2 separate regions of the Homo sapiens genome follow, and region 1 is linked to region 2. Evidence: read pairs that join two places in POLR2A ChIA-PET (ENCODE). Cell type or tissue: Panc1. All regions are shown on one strand. Each heading gives the region's core, and the rest is flanking DNA. Links, peaks and the distances in the headings are about the cores only.

Region 1 (10,140 bases), core at 1,307-9,306, 280 kb before region 2:
TAAACTCTTGGCTAAATAAAGGGCTTGTCTCTAGTTCCCTCGTGAAAAGTTGAGGCCAGGTGCAACGGCTCACACCTGTAATCCCAGCACTTTGGGAGCGGAAGGCAGGCGGATGGCTTGAGCCCAGGAGTTTAAGACCAGCCTGAGCAACATAGTGAGACCCCGCCTCTGCGAAAAATAAAAAATTAGCTGGGCCTGGTGGCACACACTGGTAGTCCCAGCTACTCAGAAGGCTGAGGTAGGAGGATCACTTGAGCATGGAAGATCAAGTTTGCAGTGAGCCATGATGATGCCACTGCACTCCAGTCTTGACAACAGAGCAAGATCATCTAAAAAAAAAAAAAAACAGACAAAAAAAGAGGCCAGACATGGTGGCTCACACCTGTAATCCCAGCACTTTGGGAGGCCAAGGCAGGAGGATCACTTGAGGTCAGGAGTTTGAGACCAGCCTGGCCAACGTGGTGAAACAACATCTCTACCAAAAATACAAAAAAATTAGCCCAGTATGGTGGCATGCACCTGTAATCCCAGGTACTCAGGAGGCTGAGGCAGAAGAATCACTTGAACCCATGAGGCGGAGGTTGCAATGAGCCAAGATGGCACCACTGCACTCAGCCCGGGCAACAAGAGTGAAACTCCATTTCCAAAGAAAAAAAAAAAAGAAAGTTGAAGTAAGGAGGCCCAAAACCTTAGTCTCAGATCTATCCTTCTAAATACTAGGAGTCTTCTGGGTGATGCGGATGAAATCACAGGCTGAGATACAGATAGAATTCCAACTCTTCAGTGCCTCATACCAGCTTGGAGCCACATGCTGCTCTGTCACTCCCATCCCCCAGGGACCAGCCTTCCCAAAGGGTGTGGTCATTGTTTAGAATGTGCCACTCCTCTGGGTGTAGGTTTTCCCCTCAAATCACTGCAAATACTGCTGAAAGAAAATGTGGCCTTTACCTCCCATCAGTGAGGTGATTTAAACTCTCACTCTCAGACCTTAGCTTCCTCTGCCTTGGAGGATTTGATCAAGTTGAGTGGAAAGAATAGCAAGTATTTTTACAGTACTTTACATGGCTTTGCATGCAAATTGCTGGGTTTTTTTTTAATAGATCAAAAGCAGTCAAACATCAGCAACTTCATATGATTCTTTACCTTATGTGAAGATTGTTGACTGACTCAATCAATTACCAGTTAATCCAGCCAGCCAGCTAACTGGGGAAACAAAACTATTATAACTCATGAAGTAATTATAGGACTAAATGATGTGGTGATGGCATTTTACAAAGCAATATTTCCAAGTGTTATCTTGCTTAATCTTCACATCTGCCCCACTGAGGGGCTCTGTGTCATCTCCACATTACTAAATTCACTGGGCTTCTATGTGGCAGAACCAGGTGAGTCCTTCAAAATACTTCAAATTCTCCAAGGCAGCTCAGGCTGCCCCTTACCAGTCGCCACGGTGCTTAGATGGGCAGAGAGGAAGGGAGCAGCATACGCACAGGGTCAGATGACACTCAGCCTCATCGAGGATGCAGAGAGAAAATAACTCAATGGAGAGAAGCAAGCATTAGGGGGGTTAAATGACCAGGTTGGTGGGGGGAATTAAATTATAGACGGTCTTAAAAAACAGGCAGGGGAGGTTTTTCTGTTTTTGTTTTCGTTTTGTTTTGTTTTGTTTTGTTTTGTTTTAAAGACAGGATCGCACTCTGTTGCCCAGGCTGGAGTACAGTGGCACCAACATAGCTCACTGTAACTTCAAACTCCAGGACTCAAGCGATCCTACCGCTTCAGCTTCCTGAGAAGCTGGGACTACAGGCGCATGCCACCACGTCTGACTAATTTTTGTTTTTATTTTTTGTGGAGATGGGGTCTCAAACTCCTGTCCTCAAGCAATCCTCCCATCTTAGAGTTTGCCTTTTAAAGTCATCATCCTTAGAACTGGAAGAAACTAAAAGAGATGTCCTGTTCTAGCCCACAGATTTCACACAGGAAAGAGCTACCTTCTTCATTTTACAAAATAAACAACTGAGGCTCACAGATTTGGTTAGATGTAGAGGGTAGGCTAGAATGATGATTCCTCACTCCCTTGTCTGTTACTTTTTTTTTTTTTTGAGACGGAATCTCACTCTATCGCCAGGCTGGAGTGCTGTGGTGCAATCTTGGCTCACTGCAACCTCCGACTCCCTGGTTCAAGTGATTCTCCTGCCTCAGCTTCCCGAGTAGCTGGGATTTCAGGCATGTGCCACCACACCTAGCTAATTTTTGTATTTTTAGTAGAGGCGGGGTTTCACCATGTTGGCCAGGCTGGTCTCAATCTCCCAACCTCATGATCCGCCCGCCTCGGCCTCCCAAAGTGCTGGGATTACAGGCGTGAGCCACTGTGCCCGGCCTGTCTGTTGCTTATTATAGCTCATCGCATTGACCTAGACTTACTCTTAAGATTAAAAAATTACTGTCTTGCCTAACAAGCTGTCTTATGTATAGGCTGTTACTATTTAAAACTATTTCACATTTCCAAAGTGGCAACAAAGATTGTAGGTTCTTAAGGAGAATTTCTTGACAGTGATATAATACAAGTGTTCTAGAAAGATTAGTCTGTCAAAAGCATTCATATAGATCAGAGAAGAGGAAGAGTGGAGTCAGGAAAATAAATAAATTAGTGAGGCTCCAGAAATGCACTGGATATGTGGCCTAGAAGCAATTTCTCTCTATTTTTTTTTTATTTTTTATTTTTGAGACAGGGCCTCACTCTGTCACCCGGGGCCTCACTCTATCACCCAGGCTGGAGTGCAGTGGTGTGATAATAGCTTACTGCAGCCTCAACCTTCTGGGCTTAGGTGATCCTCCCACCTCAGCCACCTGAATAGCTGGGACCACAGGCACGCACCACACACCTGGCTAATTTCTAAATTATTTGTAGAGACGAGATCTCGCTGTTGCCCAGGGCTGCTCTCTGACTCCTGGGCTCAAGCAGTTCTCCTGCCTCGGCCTCCCATAGTGCTGGGGTTATAGGCGTGAGCCAACACACCTGGCCAATTATTTTTTTCTTTTTTTTTTTTTTTGAGACAGGGTCTCACTCTGTCGCCCAGGCTGGAGTGCAGTGGTGTGATCACTGCTCACTGCAACCTCTGCCTCCTGGGCTCAGGTGATCCTCCCACCTCAGCCTCCTAAGTAGCTGGGATCACAAGTGTGCACCACCACACCCAGCTAATTTTTAAATTATTTGTAGAGACCAGATCCCACTCTGTTGCCCAGGCTGATCTCAAATTCCTGGGCTCAAGTGATCCTCTGGCCTCAGCCTCCCAAAGTGCTAGGATTACAGGCATCAGCCACCGCACCCAGCATGGGGAGAAATCTAGATGATGTCAGATGAATAGTGATTCACTGCCAGAAATGGGGAAGACAAGTGTAAGAGCCCATTCTGGATGAGGAAAGATATTGAGTTTGAAGAGAGAGAAGTTGCTGTTTAGGAGGCAGCTGGAGATACAAGACTAGACATCAGTGTGATGTTGATACTAGAAACAGAAATTTAGGAGTCATTAATGCTGAGGTAAAGATACAAACTACAAGAATGGATGAGCTCACCAAGAGCCATAGTCTTGTGAGAAAACTCAAGGGCCATGGCAAAGCTGGCTTCCACATCCATTTCCCTTACAATAAAATAGAGTTGTTACTAGGGAAGGGGGTCCCCAGCCATAAACTATATTTTCCAGCTCCTCTGGCATCTAGAAGTGACCATGTGACTAGTTCTTTCCTATGGAGAATGAGCAGAATTGATGTGTGTCACTTCCAGGCCAGGGTCTTAAAGCAGATGTGCTTTCCCTATTCTCTTTTTCTCCTGGATGCAGGTAACAAGGAGGCCTTAGAGTCTAGGGGGATGGTGGAGCCATAGAATGGATTCTAAGTTATGGATTCTGAGTAAGGAACCTTTCCTGAGTAAGAAAGCCACCTGCAAATGGGAAAACCACTGTGGACTAATACATGATTGAGAAATAGACTTCTTTTGTGGTTGGGCCTTTATCATTTTTGAATCTACTTGTGACTAAAGGTCAGCCTACAACAAGAACTCTTGAAGAATGCCAGGTTGAAGGTGAATAGTACGGCAAAGAGGATAGACAAGCAAGATATTACGTTACGGAAATAAGATGGGGCAGTTAGAGAAATAGAAGAACTCCAAAGGTGCACTATTCTGGAAGTCAAGGGAGGAGCAGCCTTGAGTAGAAATTAACTATCAAAGATGGGGGAAGGAGGATTGATATAGAGGAAAAAACATTAGACCTAGCATTAATAAGATCATTCACAACCTTCCAGAAACAAGAGACAACTATGGGCAGGCATTTCAAACACCCAAGGCCATGTGACCAATATTGTCTTTCTTTCCACTTGTTTTGCTGTTGGGCTTTCCCCTCCTGGCTCTGAAGGAGCCTGAACTTCAGAACATCCCCCAAAGGACTATGCAGCACAGTCCAAAACCAATGGAAAAGTGACGTGAACCCTGCCATTATGTAATGCAGTGGAAGAGCCCCTTGGTTGGGCTGCTTTGCAAGAACTAATTTCTGACACATCTGGGACGGTAAAGTCCAATAGAACAAACAGAAGAGGTATTTTTATTTGTAAGAAGAAAGAAAAAAAGAGTTCCAGCCTTGAACCAGACTGACTGCGGCGTCCCCACTGGGAAGCAGCAGGTGTCCCTCCTGCCTATGTTGCAATAAGCAGCAGCACCTGCAGGTCGGGAGAAGGGGCCAGCAGAGGGCTAGAGCCAGCTCAGAGCAGGAGTGAACACAGGCCAGCCTCCAAGCAGATTTTCTGTATTTGGGGAAGTCTTCAGGAAAATAGGCTAAACCATGCGGTCTGCTTTCTCCTGTCTAATTTAGTTACATTAGTTTAAATGAAGCACAAAAAGAAAACAAAACAAAAAAAGTCCCCAGTAATATTTTCAGAGGTCTTTCTGCTCTGCTTATTATGAGATCAGACTGAGATTTGAAATCAGAACAGGGTCCAAATTTTGACTCAACCTTATGATGCCAAGGAGTGGCTGGAGGTGGTATGGAGGGGCTCTATCCCCATCTCTGTCCGCCCTGCAAGCCACCCCAAATACAAAATAAAAATTGCATTGTATTTGTCAACAATATAAAATGTGAATAAGTGCATCTTTAGAAAATACTCTGCAAATGAAGCTTCATCATCCATCTCCAGGTACTCATACAACCCATGTGTTGCCCCTAAGCTCTTCTTACATCAAAATTCTGGAACCTTCACTGGCTCCACAAATGAATGTCTTCTTGTTCTTGGCAAGTTGTCTGGCCACATTTAGTCTCAGATTCTTTGGCTGGAAAGCAACCTCCCAGGGCTATAGTGGGGACTATAGTGAGATGACATACAAACCATCTGTTTGTGCCCACTCCCCACTTTTCCTGACAGAAGCTTGGTCATGGTCTAGCAGAAAGTAGCCTTTGCTACTGTGACTTGGGAGCTACAAAGCAAAGGGGAAAGTGGAACTTGCTTTACCTAGGTCCTCGTTTGTCTGAATCTAGCCCAATATTTGGAGTAGCTGAGTTCTCACAGCTCCGTGCTTTCCTTGAAAGGGAAGTCACTCATCTGACCTAAGAGGCAGAAACCGCAAGGGCAAAACTCCGAAACTAAGCTCATTAAAATATGGATCACAGGATTACCCACTTTCTGCCCTGTATCAGAATTTCTCCCACAGCCTCCTTGATGGGTTATCAGCCAGGATCTTCACGGTCTCTTCTGGAGCCAGGCAGATCACTGCCTTCTATGAGGTGTCCACTCCACTGCTAATCACCCAATGTTAAGCCAAACCTACCTTTTTATAACTTACTCCAAGTGATCCTTGCTCTGCTCTCTGGAACAAATCAGAATAAATATAATCCCTTTTCCATACAACCACCTTTTTCAAAATTAACTACCTTCACTGCCTCAATATGATATACACACTGTTCGTATCCTGTTTACCCAACTTTGAACTTGCTCTTATTCATCAAATAAGACCCTTTTGAAATTTGTGTTAATAATAAGGGCCATAAATGGATCCAAAGTGCCTTGTAACTGAAACCACTCAGAAGGCAATGAGAATATTGCCCACCTTGTATATCCAGATAGACATTTTCTTTTTAAGCAGCCAGATACATTATTGATGTGTATCCAGTTTGGACCATCTATAAAACTACTGATTTTCATTTTTGATTTTTTTTTTTTTTGAGACAGGGTCTCATTCTGTCACCTAGGCTGGAGTGCAGTGGCATGATCATGGCTCACTGCAGCCTCGAACTCCTGGGCTCAAGTGATCCTCCCACCTCAGCCTCCTGAATAGCTGGGACTACAGGCATCCACCACTACGCCCAGCAATTTTTATTTTCATTTTTTTGTAGAGCTAGGTTTTCGCCATGTTGCCCAGGCTGGTCTTGAACTCCTGGGCTCAAGCGATTCACCCACCTTCTGGGATTACAGGCGTGAGCCACCATGCCCAGCCCATTTCTGATTTTAAATGGGACTTGGTTAACTGCCCAGGTAGAAACATGCCTAAATTTCTTCTGAAGTATTTATGAAGCACAGAAAGATTAAAATCTCATCTACCATCAAAAGCTAAGACCAACAGAAAGCCACTTGGCTTTCTGTTGCCAAGTGGCAACTGGCTATCAGCCTGGCCTTTTTCTCAAGAAACAGAGGCTCTCTAACCATGGAAAAGAAGGTGGGAAGAGGTTTCGCTCCTCCTAGCTGCTCTACTCCCCTACATAGAGAGCTAGAGTCTACACCACAAGAAACCTGGTGGCCATCCCTTTGCCATAATGGTGTTACATTTTGAGTTCATATAAATATGTTTCATCAGCTCCATCTTTTGCCATCCACTTGGAGACCAATTCTTGGAAGTGTATCAGACTGGGAGTGCTGGATACATTGCGTTCTGTTAGGAATAATCACCAGAAATAAAATGCTACAGCTGGGGATAGAAGTGTATCACAGAATCAGACAATGGGGTAGGAATTCAGCACAGCAGAGCTATATTATAGGAATGTTAGCTAAATTCTCGAAATTGGGCCAAGATCCATTATCATCAACCTGCTCTCCAGCTGTAGAGCTGAGAAAATTCAATCATTACCCAAGTGTCCAATCAACAGAACCAAATAAAATCTACACACCCTGTCTGTGGGTGAATCCGAGACTAGCTCATTCTCTTCTCGTTCAAACATGAGTAATCAGGAAAAAAAAAAAAAAAAAGAAAGCTGGCATTGGGAGCACAAATACAATTATGCAGAAGACAAGATGAAAAACATTCCTCTGAAAATGATCTCCTACAGGGGAACCAGAACACATTTTAGAAAACTGTGTAATATCCTCAGAAGCATGGAAGAAACTTCTGTGAAAGAGGTACAAATAGTCACAAAGAAAGAAAAGAATCGGTTGCAAAGACATGAAGTAAGATGAAGAGCAACAAGAGATAGGTGAGCTTAATAAGAATATAAATAAATATTAACTAAAATATAATACACTTATTAAATAATATAAATTACACATTCAGATGAAGAAAGAGTGGCATTAGCCTTTCAGAAAAGTATATTAGTATTCTGGAGATCACACTTGAGATGTTCTATAGTGTAGAGGAAAAGAACAAGGAAATGTAAATGGTGTGTGAGAAGATGGTAGACACAGAAGACAGAGAACATGATTCAAAATGACCTTTTCTTTTGAGACGGAGTATCGCTCTGTCACCCAGGCTGGAGTGCAGTGGTGAGATCAGGGCTCACTGCAACCTCCGCCTCCCGGGTTCAAGCAATTCTCCCTGCCTCAGCCTCTCAAGTAGCTGGGATTACAGGTGCCAGCCATCACACCCGGCTAATTTTTGTATTTTTAGTAGAGATGGGGTTTCGCCATGTTGGCCCGGCTGGTCTTGAACTCCTGACCTCAGGTAGTCTGCCCGCCTCAACCTCCCAACCTGAGCACGTTTTTAAATTGAAAGAAGAAAAGAATCCTTCAGGTACTCAGGTTGAAAAGTTAATAATAAGCTATTTACAAAGGAGAAGAAAGTAATCTAATCTCTGATTTCTCTGCAATGCTAACTGCCAGAAAACAATGGAGCCAAATCTACAAATTTTTGATGGAAAACGATTGTGAATCTCAATTTTCTATCTAACCACGTTGTCACTGATTAATGAAGGCAACAGAAAGACATGCTCAGATAGGCAAGGACTCAGAAAATAGATTGGTCTATGGTCTCTTCTCGAAAACATTATTTGAAGACATACAATAACCAACTGATAAAAGAATCAAAATCAACAACACACACACAGGTGCACACACAACATACACCTTCATGCAGAAGAGCAGGAATTCCTTCAGTTTGGAACCATGTTCTGGAATTCAGTAGACTGTGATATCTGGGATATTGTATACTCAGAGACTAAGCTTACCCCTTGTGAGAAACATTGTTGCTTGCTAACATGTTTCCCTCCTTCCTCCTTTCCACCACAACCCCAACTTTGTTCATCTCCATCGCCTTACATAACCATGGGCATCAAAGGAAGGTAGCCTCATACCCAGACACCAAGTGGACTGTGACCGGTCTACCTCCCGGTCTGTGATTGGTTTAGGTATGCACATGTGACATAACCCCAGCCAATAAGACATGAGGAAAGCCTGTAGGGGAGACTTGGGGGAAAATTTTTCTCACTCTTAACTAGAGACACCTAGCAGGAGACAGGCTCATCTTCTCTTGCACTGCCATGTCCAGGAACTGCTGCAATCATCTCACAGCCATGAAGGGAGCTGGCTTGAGGACCCCCCCAATATATCTAGGATGGCAAAGCCAGAAGATGAAAAGAACCTGGGTCATTGCTGAAATTGTTGATTAGCTAAATTAACCAAACCTGGATCTGCAGTGTGACACTAGATGTATTTATTATTTAATACAAATGAGTCCAAATTTTCTGTCATTTACAGCCAAAAGCATCCTAAGTGACACAGTGCTGCAGTGTTAACTTAGCTATTCCTCCACTCGCTAGAGTCTAAGCAGTAGAGTCTACTGTTTCCACCTCTCTTTCAGTGCCAAGAAACATTTCTTGAGCCATATCCTTTAACCCACAGTTCATATGGAATCTCTTGCCTGATTTGATGGTCACTTATAACAATAACTGGTGCTGTTCTTGTCCAGATTTTTCTAACAATGGCTAAGCTTATTACATAGTGAAGATCCTGTGCCAAGAAAATTACTGAACAACTGTTCTTTTCTCTCCCTCTCCACAAAAGGAGTATTGCGTAGAATAACATAAATGAACTTTTTCATTGCTAAAGAACTTGAGAAATGGCTTTTGTGCATCTTTAAGTCTCATGTTAAATGACCTAACTCACTGAAATTTTTTTTAATGATGAAAGATAATAAATCACTTAGGGACTGACAATACATATCATTAAGTGCCTCTTCCTAAATTATTTGACCTATGAATATAAATGGCACTTAAAAATCAGCATATATTATCTCAACTATGTAAACGCATAGGAAAAAAACTAAAAAAAAAATTCACTAAATTGTTTCTGGTGATTTTGCACGTTGGGGCATGGTGATTATTATTTTCTTCTTTAAACTTACAAACACTGTATTCACTTTTGTCTGTCTTTTCTTTGTTTTATGAGTGCATGACCTTCCTTGACCCAGGAAGTACATGGCACCACCTCATTTTCCTAAAAGAGCAAAGTGGACCATTCCCCCTCCTCTCAGCTCTTCAGGGCAAGTATATTTTCTTTCCCAATTCAGATTTCCCTGAATTAGATTTACAACTTCTATTTCTAGCAAGATCTCCCACGCCAAGGCTGCAGAGTTGGCACCCCTCCCTCTGGCACCCTTGATGCGTTCACATGATCCAGACTTCTTCTACAGAGACTGTCCTACAATGGGCACCAAGTTCTGCCTATTTCGCCTCTGAGCTAATTCCCTCCAATAACTAGTTTCTTGATACTCCCCTTTGGAATCATTTTCCTGGCTTCTTTCCTGGATTACTTCTTTCATCCTGCCTAGAAACCCTTTATTCTTTGTGGTCAATTGAAGGGCAAAGGGGACATCCTCTAAGCCTTTCATCCTTATCCAAATGGGAGATTACCTTGCATTCATAGCATTCAAAATGTAAGACCCCTCAGGCG
Region 2 (10,140 bases), core at 1,286-9,285:
CTCTTTCAGAGGAGATTATAATGGTCTTTTCAATAGCACTCTGCAGCTCCACTGCCTTTGCAGGTATTGTACTGTCAAATGTAGCCTGCGGGGGTATCAGGCAGCATTTGGGTATTTATGTGGCAAAGGGACAGCATCGACATATTTTGGGAGATGCCGACTTGACGTGGGGAAGAGGAATATTCGTTAGAAAGGGTAATAGGTCTGAAAAGCATATTTGGTAAAAGGTTTTGTTATCTTTGGGAAATCTCATGTACAAACACAAGAAAAGTATTATGTCCCAAGGCCTTTGTGTGGCACAGTTCTGGTGACAGCATATTTTCATTGTATATATTGGTTCATTAAGCTCAAACCAACCTCATAATTACATGATTGTGACAAGATTAACTGAATGGACAATCCAAATGGCCGAAAGGTCAAATGAGGGTCCCTCTGTCTAATAATACTTTTACTCTTCTGTTATTTTTAGGCTGGCTTAGTGAGAATGTATCATGCAGGCTTGCAGAGGATTGCTTACGTTTTGTTCCAAGACTCATTTATTACTATTGTGTGGGCCGAAATGTGCACAACATACCAAATCCAGGCACAAAGTAGAAAATTAATCTTCACAGGAGAGAACAAATCTTATTTATAAGAAATCTTCAAAAGACAGAAAAATGCAAAGAATATAACAAACACTCATGAGTCAACATCCAAAACTGATCATTGTTAACATTTTGACAAATTTTTTGTCTTTCCTATAAGAAATAAAATATTACAGCCGGGCATCATGGCTCATGGCTGTAATCCCAGGACTTTGGGAGCCCGAGGCAGGAAGATTGCTTGAGCCCAGGAATTCAAGACCAGCCTGGGCAATATAGCAAGACCTCAGTCTCCATTAAAAAATGTTTTCAATTTAAAAAAAAAAAAAGAAATAAAACATTACATTAGTCACCCCTAGAAAGTACAGGAAAAAAAGAAAAAAAATTACAGATACAATTGAAGCCCCCTTGCACTCCCCTCAACCCCAGTCCAAATCAATTACTCTCCCAGTCTCTTCAGAGGTAACCACTTTCAGGAATTTAGAGTGTATCCTTCCAGTGTGTCCCTTTCTTCCGCATATGTGTGTGTCTGTGTGTGTGCATTTAAAAAGACAGAACATGAAGATGCTATTAGTATGAATGTGTCCATTTAAGAATGTTCCATTTTCCAATGCCCACCAAGGAGAAAAACAAAACAAATAAATAAAAACGTTACATAAGCAGTACATAATCTGTAACTTGCTTTTCATTCAACAGTATGTTTTTTTTGGTTTTTCTGTTTTTTTTGAGATGGAGTCTCGCTCTGTCACCGAGGCTGGAGTGCAGTGGCGCGATCTCGGCTCACTGCAAGCTCCGCCTCCCGGGTTCACGCCATTCTCCTGCCTCAGCCTCCTGAGTAGCTGGGACCACAGGCGCCCGCCACCACGCCCAGCTAATTTTTTTTTTATTTTTAGTAGAGACGGGGTTTCACCGTGTTAGCAGGATGGTCTCGATCTCCTGACCTCGTGATCCACCCGCCTTGGCCTCCCAAAGTGCTGGGATTACAGGTGTGAGCGAACACGTCTGGCTGATCATTGTTAACATTTTGACAAATTTGTTATCTTTCCTATAAGAAATAAAATATTACAGCCGGGCATCGTGGCTCATGCCTGTAATAATTACAATGATTTTAAAACCCATCTGTGTTGTGTATATGTAGATTTAGTTCATTTCTCTTAGCTGCTATATATCCCTTGCATTACTATACTATTACAATTTTTGTTTATAAGTTGCCTTAAAGGTGGGAAAGTAAAGTTGAACGTGGTTTCATGTATGTTTGTTAACCACTCAATTTTCCTCCTTGTGATACTTATTCAGTTTCTAGACAGAGCAAATCATAAATGTAAAGGGAAGAATGGAGACAGATCTATTGTACAGCTTGGTGACTATGGTTAATAATGTATTATAATTTCAAAATTGTTGAGAGTAAATTTCAAATGTTCTTACCCCCAAAATAAGAATGTGAGGTGACAAATATATTAATTAGCTTGATTTAATTATTCCACAATGTATACATCTATCAAAATGTCAGCTGGGTGCCATGGTTTATGCTATAACCCCTGCACTTTGGAAAGCTTAGGCGGAAGGATCACTTGAGCCCAGGAATTCAGCAACATAGTGAGATCCTGTCTCTACAAAAAATTTAAAAATTAGCCACGTATGGTGGCGTGCACTGGTAGTCCCACCTACTCAGGAGGCTGAGGTGGGAGGATCACTTGAGCCGAGGAGGTTGAGGCTGCAGTGATCTGTTATCACACCACTGCACTCCAGCCTGGGCAACAGAGTAAGAGAGTCACAAAAAAACCTTTCTACTAATCACATTATGCCATGTAAGCACTTAGATAGATGGCTCATTCCACTTTTCAGGCTCAAAATAAAATGCTTTTTATGCTGACATCTTGACTTAGGTGACTTTTCCCAGGTACTCACCACCAAAGATCTACACACAAGGATTCTCTGCCGTCCCTCTGATGTTGTGTCCTTGCTTTGACTACAAATAAAACAAAGAACATTAATTGAGTATAGTTGTAGCAAACTTGAGTTTTTGGCTGAAAATTAACATTTATACAAGAACTCCTGAAATACCAAGAAACTGCTTTGGCTGGGCACAGTGGGCACTTGTAGTCACAGCTACTCAGGAGGCTGAGGCAGGAGAACCACTTTAGCCAGGAGTTGAAGACTATAGTGTGCTATGATGGTACCTGTGAATAACCACTGCACTCCAGCCTGGGCAGCATAGTGAGACCTGTCTCTAAAAACAAAACAAAACAAAAAGAAACTTCTTTGACTTTTCTTGCACAGTTGACTTGAATTTTGTGCATAGATATTTGGAGTAGTTAAAAAAAAAAGATTCTGAAATATACTCCTAGATATCCCTCTCCATTCATATTAAACTTACTTATTTTACATCATTTTATTTTATTTTGAGATGGAGTCTCACTCTGTTGCCCAGGTTGGAGTGCAGTGGTGCAATCTCAGCTGACTGCAACCTCCACCTCCCAGGTTTAGAGATTCTCCCACCTCAGCCTCCCGAGTACCTGGGACTACAGGCGTGTGCCACCACACCTGGCTAATTTTTGTATTTTTAGCAGAGACAGGGTTTCACCATGTTGGCCAGGCTTGTCTCAAACTCCAGACCTCGGGTGATCTGCCTGCCTCAGCCTCCCAAAGTGCTGGGATTACAGGTGTGAATCACCACGCCCAGCCAAACTTAATTATTTAAATCTAAGTTGTTAGCTGTTAGATGAACCGTTTCTAAACTAACAAACTCACCGTTTTAACAACAGTAACACTTAAAATCACTACTAATGAAAATTCTAAATATGCAAACTGTAATTTCCTAATGAAATAGCTAGTTTTTTCTTATAAAACAAAATAGAAAAGTATCACATACAAGAAACTCCACATCTTGACCATTTCTACCTTGCAATATATATTCTTGACTCACTCTTTTCTGTTAGTGCCAAAGGCAACACTGACAGTCTTGCATAATCCACAAGGTGGTCCAACATTAATACTCTCTGGAAAATAGTTGGGATGACAGCAAAGCTGAATCATCATATCACTTTACAGTGTCTCAAAGTATCAAAGACTAAAACTGTGATTGCCCCACTCTCTGGATATTTCCCCAGTGGTGCCTATCTTGAAAAAGCAAATTCAAGAGACATGAAAAAAAGTTATTGGGTTTGGTTTTGTTTTATTTGAGATAAGGTCTTGTCATGTTGCTCAGGCTGGCCTCAAACTTCTGGGCTCGGATGATCCTTCTGCCTCAGCCTCTGGAATACCTGGGACTATAGGCATACACCACTGAATGTGGCTTCTCATATGGTAATTCTATTTTAAATTTTTTAAGAGCTCTGTATGCCATTTTCCATAGCAGCTGCACCATTTTACATTCCCACTAACACTTTACAAGGGTTCCAGTGCCTCCATGTCCTCATCCTCACCAACACTTGTTATTTTCTGTGGGTTTTGTTTGTTTTTAAAATAATCATATATACTTTTTGTTAGGTGTATTTTTATTGGGTCTTATCCTCTGAAAAATATATAACAACTCTTCATCAGTCCAAATACTTGGTTAGTTGGAACACATACAAATAATATCCAAAGAAAAAGAAGTAGCTTCTCCAGCATGGAAGAAAAGGATAGTCAGAAGTAATATCTGAAAATATGCAATGAATGGAAACTACATCCAAAGATTATAGTGAAACAAGGCAATCTCTATGCAATAGGCTGATTATTTATGTGATTAAGCTGACAAGGATTTACATCTGTTTTTATTCAGCTTTTTGTTTAAATAATAGCATTGTACATTCTCATATTACAAATGTTATTGTATACTATTATATATTATAACATGTTTAAAGACATCAAACTAACTTTTTCAACTGTTCTTGAAATTTTATGGAAATAAACATTAGAATAAACGTTGTGGGCCAGGCTCATGCCTGTAATCCCAGCACTTTGGGAGACAGAGGTGGGAGGATAGCTTGAGACCTGGGTTAAAGACCAGCCTGGACAACATAGCAAGACCTGGTGCTTAAAAAAAAAAAAAAGTTAGCCAGACATGGTAGCATATACCTCTAGTCCCAGCTACTCCAGAGGCTGAGGTGGGAGGATCACTTGAGTCCAGGAGTTTGAGGCTGCAGTGAGCTATAAACACGCCACTGCACCACTCCAGCCTGGGCAACAGAGCAACAAAGCAAGGCCCTGACCCTCCCCCACCCCACCAAAAGAAAAAAAAAAAAACGGTATGTGTTCACTGATACTCAAGGAATTTATAGATTTTCCTATCAAAATCAGTAGGCTCCATTAATTTATAATAATTTTTGTTTTAAAACTTACATAATACTAGCATGCACAGTATTTAATTGCCCCTACATCCTTATAAGTTAAATATTATTGGAAAACTGAGGTACAAACATCTGCCCAAAGACATATGTTTAATAAATGGTTAGCTGAAATTCAAAGTTAGGTGCTCTCTTTCCAAATCCCTACTTCTTTTCACTCCTCCATTAGAGAACATAGTTCTGTTTGAAGACGTGCAGTTTCTTTCCTTTTCTTTTGTGTGTGTGTGTGTGTGTGTGTGTGTGACAGGGTCTCACTCTGTCACTCAGGCTGGAGTACAGTGGCATGATCATAGCTCACTGCAGCCTCAAACTCTCGGACTCAAGCAATCCTCCCACCTTAGCCTCCGTAGCTGAGATGACAGACGCATACAAACACAAACACACCTGGCTAATTTTTTTTAATTTTTGTAGAGACAGGGTCTTGCCATTTTGCCCAGGCTGGTCTCAAACTCCTGGGCTCAAGTGATCTTCCTACCTCGGCCTCCCAAAGTGCTGGGATTATAGGCATGAGCCACCACACCCAGCCAAGTGCAGTTTATTTTTTTTTTCTTTTCTTTCTTTTTTTTTTCTCACATCTTTTTAGGTCTCTGAACACCCAGAACACATTTATTTCAAATAAGGGCTCAATTAATTACATTCCAGACTTGGTCCCTGTATAAGAAGCTAAAACAAACACAGGATGCTAATTCAGCACCCAGCACTGAAGAGTCAACATGAAAACAAGGCATTTCACACACGGATGATGGAGGTCAGGAGTAGAGTTCGCATCAGAGACTTAGTTTAGGAAAGGAGACAGCTGTGGACAGGGGCAGTGCCAGGCTCTCCAACCCCTTTTCCCTGCCTGCAATGCTGAGGATCTCATGAGATGGGCAGGGATGCCCTCCAGATCTTCTAAAACCACTGGGTTTTGTGTATTTTTTGAAAAAGGAGTGACTCCCAAGTTCTGGTAACAGTCTTCTAGCACCTCACTTAAAAAAAAAAAAAAAAAATTGAGGCCGGGCATGGTGGCTCAAGCCTGTAATCCCAGCACTTTGGCAGGCCGAGATGGTGGGGGTGGTGATCACCTGAGGTTGGGAGTTTGAGACCGGCCTGACCAACATGGCGAAACCCTGTCTCTACTAAAAATACAAAAATTAGCCAGGCGTGGTAGTGTGTGCCTGTAATCCCAGCTACTCAGGAGGCTGAGGCATGAGAATTGCTTGAACCTGGGAGGCAGAGGTTGCAGTGAGCCAAGATCACACCACTGCACTTCAGCCTGGGAGACAGAGTGAGATTCTGCCTCAAAAAAAAAAAAAAAAAAAAAAAAAAAATTGCCAGTCTGGACCTCTGTCTCATAAGAGAAAGAATTTATCATTCAGATAATGATTGTTGATGGCAAATTCTGATTATCTATAAGAATTTTGACAGGCTAGGTGTATTGGCTCACACCTATAGTCTCAGCACTGGGAAGTCAAAGTGGGAGGATTGCTTGAGCCCAGAAGTTCAAGACCAGCCCAGGCAACATACTGAGACCCCTATCTCTCTAAAAAAAAATTTAAAAATTAGCCGGGCATGGTAGTCTCTGCAGGTACTTGGGAGGCTGAGGTGAGAGGATCGTTTGAGCTTAGGAGTTCGAGGCTGCAGTCAGCCTGTCTAAAAAAAAGAGTTTTGAAATAAGATCTCCATGTCAATTAGACATTCTTATTCCTGGCTCATAGCAGGAATAAGCTACATATGTATTCAAAATATGTTGAAAAAATGATATTTGAATGAATTCTTATGAACTGCTAGCTACATATGGTTGGCAAATTTAAAGAATCAATCTAACACATCTAACATTAAAACTTAGTAAAACTGGCCAGGCATGGTGGCTCACGCCTATAATCCTAGCACTTTGGGAGGCCTAGGCGGGCAGACTGCCTGAGCTCAGGAGTTCGAGACCAGCCTGGGCAACACAGTGAAACCCTATCTCTACTAAAAATACAAAAAAAATTAGCCAGGCCTGGTGGCGCGTTCCTATAATCTGTAATCCCAGCTACTCGGGAGGCTGAGACACAAGAATCGCTTGAACCCAGGAGGCAGAGGCTGCAGTGAGCCGAGATCGTGCCACTGCACTCCAACCTGGGCAACAGAGCAACACTGTCTCAAAAAACTATAGTAAAACCCTGCTAACTCAAAAACTTACTTTGGAAACTTATAGAGAGCACAGTGGTTAAAAGCATGGGTTTGAAATTAGAAAGATCAGGGCTTGGATTTTTTTTTTTTTTTTTTTTTTAGAAATATCAACATGAGGGCTTAGATTTGGGTTCTACTACTTGTCAGTTGTCTTTCTAATTTCAAAGCCCATGCTTGAGCACATTACTAAACCTAAAATTCTTTTTTTTTTTTTCTTGCTCTGTCGCCCAGACTGGAATGCAATGGTGGGATCTCAGCTCACTGCAACCTCTGCCTCCCGGGTTCAAGCAATTCTCCTGCCTCAGCCTCCCAGGTAGCTGGGATTACAGACGCGTGCCACCACATGCAGCTGATTTTTTTTTTTTTTTTTTGAGGTGGAGTCTCACTCTTGTCACCCAGGCTAGAGTGCAGTGGTGCAATCTCGGCTCACTGCATCCTCTGCCTCCTGAGTTCAAGCAATTCTCCTGCCTCAGCCTCCTGAGTAGCTGGGATTACAGGCCCCCACTGCCATGCCTGGCTAATATTTGTACTTTTTAGTAGAGACAGGGTTTTGTCATGTTGGCCAGGCTGGTCTCGAACTCCTGACCTCAGGTGATCCGCCCACCTCGGCCTCCCAAAGTGCTGGGACTATAGGCATGAGCCACCGCGCCCGGCCTAATTTTTGTATTTTTAATAGAGATAGAGTTTCACCATGGTGGCCAGGCTGGTCTTGAACTCCTAACCTCGTGATCCGCCCGCTTTGGTCTCCCAAAATGCTGGGATTACAGGCATGAGCCACCATGCCTGGCCAGATTCTTTACCTGTAAAAAAGGAACAATCACACCTACCTTTTAGGATTTCTGGGCGAATTAAATATAAATAATGATAGGCTTAGCACACTTCTTGGCACAAAATATGTCAATATGTTGTAGCTATTATTAGTACAGAACTCAGGATCATTTCTCTTGGCATCAGTTTCTACAGAATAATCCTATTAATGTTGGAAATGTAGGTGATTAAGTTGAATCCACACTGACACTCTGACATAACCTGGAATTACATCTTTGAATAATCCTCAGGATCAGTTGGCTTATTTAACACTTTTCTCTAGGGTACAGAAAAATGCTAGTTATTTGAGCTTTCTAAATTTAGCATGCCAAACCAATAAAAATTTACCAGTTATCCAAAAGAGATTGTGATAAGTTTTCTATTACTCACAACCGTTGACCAGTTACTTTTTGTTTTTGTTTTTGTTTTTTTGAGGTAAGAGTCTCACTCTGTTGCCCAGGCTGAAGTGCAGTGGCACGACCTCGGCTCACTGCAACGTCGGCCTCCCAGGTTCAAGCGATTCTCGTGCCTCAGCCTCCCAAGTGGCTGGGATTACAGGCGCCCACCAGCACGCAAAGCTAATTTTTTGTATTTTTAGTAGAGACGGGGTTTCGCTGATCCACCCGCCTCGGCCTCCCAAAGTGCTGGGATTACAGGCGCGAGCCACCGCGCCTGGCCAACCAGTTACTTTTGCTTGCACCAAGTTGATCATTCTTACCCCTAGATGAAAAGCAGTATCAAAGCACTTTTGGTTGCAAATGATGGAAATTCAATTAATATTAGCTTAAGCAAAAAAGAAGGTACTGACCTCAATGTTGCCAGAGCTCTGCTTCCTTGTGTGTGCTGGCATCCATCTGCAGATAGCTTCTTCCTGCACAGCCTGATGTTAAGACCATGCGCAGCTTCAGGCTCATGCGGTTCTTTCAGTTTGAAGGCCCAAGGAAAAAAAGCTCCTTTCTTTCTTAGTAGCTACAAATCTTAAAGAAATAAATTTTAAAGATAATTCTGGACGGGCGCGGTGGCTCACGCCTGTAATCTCAACACTTTGGGAGCCCGAGGCGGGTGGATCACGAGGTTAGGAGATCGAGACTGTTCTGGCCAACATGGTGAAACCCCGTCTCTACTAAAAAATAAAATAAAATAAAATAAATAAATACAAAAATTGGCCGGGTGTAGTGGCGTGCGCCTGTAGTCCCAGCTACTCAGGAGGCTGAGGCAGGAGAATCCCTTGAACCCGGGAAGCGGAGGTTGCGATCGCGCCACTGCACTCCAGCCCGGGCGACAGGGTGAGACTCCGTCTCAAAAAAACAAGATTCTTAGTTCAGAGTAGGTGGGGCACTGTGCTCATCTCGCGAGAACCACATGGCCAGGGGAGGGGCGATTCCCCAAAAGGAAATCAAGATCTGATTCCAGACAAAAAGGAATGGTAGGGGGGTTCAAAGAATGGTAGGGAGGTTCATCCCTGTGAGGCTGGTGGGGCGGGGTGTCTAGGAGGGTGTCCCTGAGGTTTCTGGGGGGTCGCGGACACTTCTTGGGGGATGCCCAAGAGGCAGGGCTCAGTAAAGTCTAATTTCAGAGCTTTATTTGCACTATCCCTAAGTTTCCGCAGAGTAATAATTGAATTAACCAGTTTTCTGTTTTCTTCTGTCCTTCATTTGTTTTAGGGGAGGGTTCGAAGAGATGTGCCTGTACCTGCAATTGGCGTCCTCTCTTCTTTAGCTGTTATTAGCTCTGAGCAGTCCCTTTTGTATAGGGAATTGTGTTAATTTTTTTGTGCACCCAGAGCTATGTACCTTTTGAAAGATACATGGGAGGCACTACTGAAAGTACTTTTTTTTTTTGGCGTAAAATGGATAAATTTGGATATCATAAAGGCTGTATAAGTGTGTTCATGTGTTCTAGAGCCTTTCCTATTTCTCTAATGGGGAAGATTATCAAATAATGAGGAATATAAACGTAAGTGTGCATGGCTGTCAATGAAACAGGGAAAGCAAAGGGAGCATGTATATTTACCCAGGAATACAGTACCTTTCTCTTTCTCTTTCACTTTTTTATCTCATTCTTTACTGTTTAAAAAATATATTATTCCAGTTAGAACGAATAATATCTAGTATCTAATAGCACAACAGTATGACTAAAGTCAATAATAATTTCATTGTACATTTTTTTAAAAAACAGAGTATAATTGGATTGTTTGTAACACAAAGGATAAATGCTTGAGGCGATGGATACCACATTTACCATGATGTGATAATTACACACTACATGCC

The links. ChIA-PET counts read pairs that join two places held together with the same protein. Peaks named below come from ENCODE experiments on the same cell type or tissue, not always from the same donor. Only the 100,000 strongest peaks of a DNase experiment are listed, where the experiment ranks them.
Region 1: POLR2A ChIA-PET joins it to region 2 with 10 read pairs; 2 of 35 experiments call an interaction of 5 or more read pairs at or near these places.

What each region holds. Positions count from the first base shown.
Region 1 is chr1:91,612,962-91,623,101 of GRCh38, forward strand. No RefSeq gene overlaps it. Among named protein-coding and RNA genes, the nearest start is that of CDC7, 120 kb to the left of the region's middle. In Panc1, for the core only: a CTCF peak has its summit at 4,944; no DNase peak of the experiment used is centred there; H3K27ac peaks cover 290 bases.
Region 2 is chr1:91,897,148-91,907,287 of GRCh38, forward strand. It overlaps a transcript of TGFBR3 not described here. Among named protein-coding and RNA genes, the nearest start is that of TGFBR3, 16 kb to the left of the region's middle. RefSeq lists an enhancer at 9,017-9,517. In Panc1, for the core only: no CTCF peak of the experiment used is centred there; no DNase peak of the experiment used is centred there.